Linked DNA regions of Homo sapiens: region 1 is linked to region 2. The links are chromatin contacts, found by Hi-C in ENCODE. All regions are on one chromosome and are shown on one strand. Each heading gives the region's core, a stretch centred on a gene start or an enhancer-like site at or near the end of the contact. The rest is flanking DNA. Distances are from core to core; before and after follow the strand shown.

Region 1 (2,979 bases), core at 165-2,664, 550 kb before region 2:
TCCTCCCTGCCAACCCCATAACTCACCCTTCTCTCTCCAGAAAGCTCGCTCATCTATTAACCATCCCCACAAGTCCTCCTCCCAGGCAGCATCCAACCCGTATCAGTGGGGACAAACAGCGTTCCGAATGCACGGGCTGGCATTAAGGCCTTCTCTTGCCCTGAGGATGACCCACCCGCTGGAGCTCTGAGACTCCTGGGGCACTGGTCCGTAACGCCTCTCTTGGCTCAGTTTCTCCCTAGCTAGGTCAGATGCCAAGGTTATTGCTAAGTTTGTTACTTGCTGGAGAAGACATCAAAGTTGATGTCCCAAAAAGAACAGGGAGGGCCGCGCACGGTGGCTCACACCTGTAATCCCAGCACTTTGGGAGGCTGAGGTGGGCGGATCACTTGAGGTCAGGAATTTGAGACCAGCCTGACCAACATGGTGAAACCCTGTCTCTACTACAAATACAAAAAAGTTAGCTGGGCACAGTGGCGCGTGCCTGTAGTCTCAGCTACTCGGGAGGCTGAGGCAGGAGAATCGCTTGAACCCAGGAGGCGGAGGTTGCAGTGAGCTGAGATGGCACCACTGCACTCCAGCCTGGGCAACAGAGCAAGACTCTGTCTCAAAACAAAACAAACCCCAAAAAACAAAAACAAACAAAAAAACAGTGAGAAACGAAGAAAAGAAAATCAAGAGAGAGAGAAGGGTCTTAAGACGATGAAAAGACAAGGAGAAGGGCCTGATTCAAAGGAGAGTGAGTGGGAGACGCTGAGCAAGCAGCGGGAAGAGGAGACGAGAGGAGAGGAAGCGACCCACACCCAGCGCTCCACAGGCGGCCAAGACAAGTCAAGCCCCAAAGTTCGGCCCCAACTTTGCGAGAAGTAGTTAAGTCTGAAGCCAGGGGGCCTCCCCGCAAGAGGGTGAAAGCAGCCCCCTCTCCACCACCTCTCCCGCTCCGGGACCGCAGCTCCAGGCCAGCACCCGAGGGTCTCCCTGGAGGGCGCCCCTCCCTGCACGCCCCGGGCCCGCCCCTGGGGACGCCTCTGCGCGCCTTGGCCCGCGGGGAGGCCGAGCCTGCGACGCCGCCGAGCTTGGCAGCGAGGCCCTCCCCCTAGCCCGGGTCCGACCCTGGCCTCACCCCGACTCCGACCCCCGACCCCGGCCTTACGTGTTGTCCTGGTTGAAGTTGGCGAAGAGCAGCTGGCCGGCGCCGGCCTCCCCGCTCTGGCTCGCCAGGTTCATGGCTGGGCGCGCGGCGAGTGGGCCCGGCCGGGGAGGGCGCGCGCGCGAGGGCGGGTCAGGCTGCACTCAGGGTCGGCGCCGGGCCCCGCTCGCCGCCTCGGTCGCCGCCACTCGCCACCCTGGGATCAACCGCCGCCTCATCCCGTCCCCGCTCTTGTTTATGCTCCAGAGCCGGGGCACCCGGTACGCCTGCGCGGCCCCGCCCCCGCGACGCACGGCCTCGAGCGGCGCAGTCGCACTGCGGAGGCCCCGCCCTCTCACCGCCTGCCTGGGCTTGGGTTCCGGTGGATCACGCAGGCGTGGGGACGCGTCGGGGCGCGCTGGGCCTGGCTGAGGGCGAGCGGCGGCCGCTCATGCGCATGGGGCAGAGCTGGCGGGAGTCTGTTTTCTGCGTACCCTCCTCTTAATAACACTCAATGGCCAGGCACGGTGGCCTGTAATCCCAGCATTTTGGGAGGCCAAGGCGGGCGGATCACCTAAGATCAGAAGTTCGAGACCAGCCTGGCCAACATGGTGAAACCCCGTCTCTACTAAAAATACAAGAAAAATTAGCCGGGCTTGGTGGTGTACGCCTGTAATCCCAGCTACTCGGGAGGCTGAGGCAAGATAATCGCTTGAACCCAGGAGGCGGAGATTGCAGTGAGCCGAGATCATGCCACTGCAATCCATCCAGCCTGGGCCATAGAGCGAGACTCTGTCTCAAACAACAACAAAAACAAAAACAAAAACACCCCAATGGGCCCTCCATGTGCCAATCACTGTGCTGAATGCTTCTGCGCATTACCTTATCATTTTATTATTTTGAAAGACAAGGTCTCGCTCTGTTGCCTAGGCTGGAGTGCAGAGGCTCAATCACAGCTCACTGCAGCCTCAAACTCAGGCTCAAGCGATCCTCCCACCTTAGCCTCCCAAGTAGCTGGGACCACAAATGCATGCCACCACACCCTGCTAACTTTTAAGTTTTTTGTAGAGATGGGGTGGGGGCGGGGGGGGTCTTACTCTGTTGCCTAGGCTGGTCTCGCACTCCTGGCCTCAAGTGATGCTCCCACCTCGGCCTCCCAAAGTACTGGGATTACAGATGTGAGCCACTGTGCCCAGCCACATTATCTTATTTGATGCCCATTACAATCCTAAGTAGAGAATAGTATATCTTAATTTTACAGATTTGAAAATCGAGGCTCAGAAATAATTATTAGCCAAGTGCTAGATCTGAGACTGGAAACGTCCTGTTTCTCCAAGGTCCATACTGTCTGGGTTCCTGGGACAGAATCGTCCCTTAAATTTATTCATTCATTCAACAGTATTTAGGACGCACCTCTCATGTGAACTAAATAGGCCTCCTCCTTTCCCTCAGAGAAGTTATAATGGGGAGATATTTAAATATAAATAGAAGGCCAGGTGTGGTGGCTCTTACCTGTAATCCCAGCACTTTGGGAGGCTGAGGCGGGTGGATCACCTGAGGTCGGGAGTTCCAGACCAGCCTGGCTAACATGGTGAAACCCCGTCTCTACTAAAAGTACAAAAGTTAGCTGGGTATGGTGGTGGGCACCTGTAATCTCAGCTACTAGGGAGGCTGAGGTGGGAGAATTGCTTGAGCCCCACAGGTGGAGGTTGCAGTGAGCCGAGATTGCACCTCTGCACTCCAGCCTGGACGGACGACAGAGTGAGACTCCATCTAAAAAGTAAAATAAAATAGGCTGGGCATGGTGACTCACGCCTGTAACCCCAGCACTTTGGGAGGCTGAGGCAGGT
Region 2 (2,890 bases), core at 64-2,563:
ATCCCGGCTACTCGGGAGACTGAAGCAGGAGAATCACTTGACCCCGGAGGCTGAGGCTGCAGTGAGTCATGGCTGTGCCACTGCACTCGAGCCTGGGCAACAGAGTAAGACCCTGTCTCAAGAAAAAAAAAATGTCCCTGGAGTAGATAACTTGAGGAACACTAATTTTACCGAAACAACCGACAATGGCAATGCAATTCTGAGCCTTTGCTATAAAATGGCAGAAAAAGTCAGGAGGAAGTTTGCGTATGTTATTTTTCCCTGCCACTTGCTTTTTAGTCTTTGCAAACCTTTCTCAAATCCTTTTAGAACACGGTATGACATTTCTTTCTGTTTTTAAGCAACAACTATAAGAACTACCACTGACTGAGTGCTTAGGTAACGCCCAATATATTTCACGTAGAATCTCATCAACAGGCCGGGCACCATGGCTCACGCCTGTAATCCTAGCACTTCAGGAGGCTGAGGCGGACGGATGGATTGAGCCCAGGAGTTTGAGACCAGCCTGGGTAACATAGGGAGACCCCTCTTCTCCAAAAAACAACAAACTCTCATAAATCTGTAAGAGGTGACATAGTAAAAACTCTGAAACAACACTCTTTTAATATTTTATCAATTTCCTCCCCATTCGTTTATTTATTTATGCAGCCACTGACCCAGGCATGGTCATCCCTGCTGGGGGCGGACACAGCCCGCGCCCCCAGGTTCGAGGACACCCAATGTTTAGAAAACGGACCCTGCGAATCCCACCGGCCCCACGTGGACTCTCGGAGGCTCCCTCCTCCCTTTGGAGCATTGAAGAACGCGCACAAATCCAGCTTCCACCCGTCACTCGCGCACCCGACATTGGGCAGGCGACCCCACCGCCCCGGAACATCCCGGCGCAGCCGTCGCGAGGAGGCAACCGACCCCGCCGCGCCACCGGAAGGCGCCTCGCGGCGAGTTGTGCGCACGCGCAATGTGCAACGCCGCGCCGCCAGCGGGCGCTGCGGCCAGGCTCGCGTGGTGGGGGAGGGGAGCTGCCGCGCCGGGGCCGGACCACGTGCGCACCACGTGGCGCCCCGGCAGCCCCGGTGCGCAGTAGGGCGGTCCGGCTGGCCACGCTGCGCAGCCAGCAGTCCCCGAGGGTGGCGGGGCCGGTCTCACAGCCGGCGACCCCGCGCCCGCTGACCTCTGACCTCCGACCCCACTCCCCTTAGGGTTACCCCTCGCCGGCAGCCGCGCCGTGTGTTTATAAACAGAGCTCCCGGCGGGCCCCAAAGCCCGGATCGGCGGATTCACGCGAGGGGAACGGAGCCTTCCGCAAGTCTGCGCCGGCCGCGCATGCGCCTTAAGGTTGCGCCACGCTGCTCCTCCTGCGCTTGCGCAGTGGCGGCGCAGGGCGGGCCGCGAGCAGGGCCCGGGGCGGGGCCGGGCTCTGTGGCCGGGCAGGGGAGGGGCGCGGAGAGGCGCCCTCGCCCTTCCCAGCCCTGCTCCTCGCCTTGCGGAGGGTTCACCTGCTGCGTGTCCTTGCGCAGGCCGGCCACTGGCCTCTGAGCCCGGGCTCTCGCCTGCAAAGTGGGGCCTCTGTGGGTGGTCGTGGAGGTGCAGTGGTGACCTGGATGGAGGGCGGCATCGGGCCCCGCAGTGCCCCCTTGGGCAGCTGCACCCAGCAGCTAAGAGGCCCCCTCGAGACACATCAGTCCTAGGGAGGAGCATACCATGCAGTACGATTTAGCCTTAAAATGGGTGGAGTGCAGTTTATGTTGTGTATATCTATATATCTCTAATTTAAAATTTTTACTTTTATTTTTCAGACAGGGTCTTGTTCTGTTGCCCAGGCTGGAGTGCAATGGTGGCATTACAGCTCACTGCAGTCTCCACCTCCCGGACTCAGGCGTTCCTCCTACCTCAGCCTCCCAAATAGCTGAGACCACAGGCAGGCATCACCACACCCAGCTAATTTTTTTTTTCTTTTTTGAGACGCAGTCTTGCTTTGTTGCCCAGGCTGGAGTGCAGTGGTACGATCTCGGCTGACTGCAGCCTCTGCCTCACGGGTTCAAGCGATTCTCCTGCCTCAGCCTCCTGAGGAGCTAGGATTACAGGCGTGCACTAACACGCCCAGCTAATTTTTTTGTATTTTTAGTAGAGACGGGGTTTCACCATGTTGGCCAGGCTAATCTCGAACTTCTGACCTCAGGTGATCTGCCTGCCTCGGCCTCCCAAAGTGCTGGGATTATAGGCGTAAGCCACCGTGCCTGGCTATGTTTTTTTCTATTTTTGGCAGAGATTAGGTCTTGCTATGTTGCCCAGGCTGGTCTTGAACACCTGGGCTTAAGCGATCTTCTCACCTTAGCCTCCCAAAGTTTTGGGATTACAGATGTGAGCCACCTTGCCTGACCTATATTTTTAATTTAAAAATTTTTAATTGTTAATTTTTATGGGTACATAGTAGGTGTATAGATTTATGGGACACATGAGATCTTTGTATTATAATTACATTAGGGTAAATGGGGTTTCCATCACCCCCAGCATTCATCATTTCTGTGTGATGAACATTCCAATTGCACTCTCTTGGTTATTCTAAAATGTACAGCAAATTAGTGCTGACTGTGGTCACCCTGCTGTGCTAGAAAATTCTAGATCTTACTTATGTATCTAACTATATTTTTGTACCCAGCAACCATCCCCTTTTCCTAGTCCCCCCCACTACCCTAATGTTTTGTATATTTTATCACAACTTTATTTTATTATTATTATTTTTTGAGACAGAGTTTCGCTGTGTTGCCCAGGCTGAAGTGCAGTGGCCTGATCTCAGCTCACTGCAACCTCTGCCCCCTGGGTTCAAGCGATTCCCATGTCTCAGCGTCCCAAGGAGCTGGATTACAGGCCACGCGAGGCTAATTTTGGT

The links. A loop is a pair of places that touch in the nucleus more often than their neighbours do. Pooled maps may share reads with other maps.
Region 1: a loop to region 2 is called in a map of CD8-positive, alpha-beta T cell, with 5 times the contacts of the local background. The contact joins the promoter of WIPI2 here to the enhancer-like site in region 2. A Hi-C loop is called at or near these places in 1 of 168 maps with a recorded cell type or tissue (CD8-positive, alpha-beta T cell) and 10 of 50 pooled maps.

The regions. Positions count from the first base shown.
Region 1 is chr7:5,188,668-5,191,646 of GRCh38, reverse strand. It overlaps WIPI2 (WD repeat domain, phosphoinositide interacting 2), which reads right to left and starts at 1,414. Exons shown (of 13, transcript NM_015610.4): 1 at 1,154-1,414. The coding sequence starts at 1,227. RefSeq lists silencers at 920-969, 980-1,629.
Region 2 is chr7:4,640,279-4,643,168 of GRCh38, reverse strand. No RefSeq gene overlaps it. Among named protein-coding and RNA genes, the nearest start is that of FOXK1, 41 kb to the left of the region's middle. RefSeq lists silencers at 860-1,249, 1,350-1,549. Within about 2 kb of position 1,313, at least 36 of the 41 ENCODE cell types and tissues checked have a DNase peak (open chromatin) inside an H3K27ac peak, as active enhancers do; they include CD8-positive, alpha-beta T cell, where a contact is called at or near this core.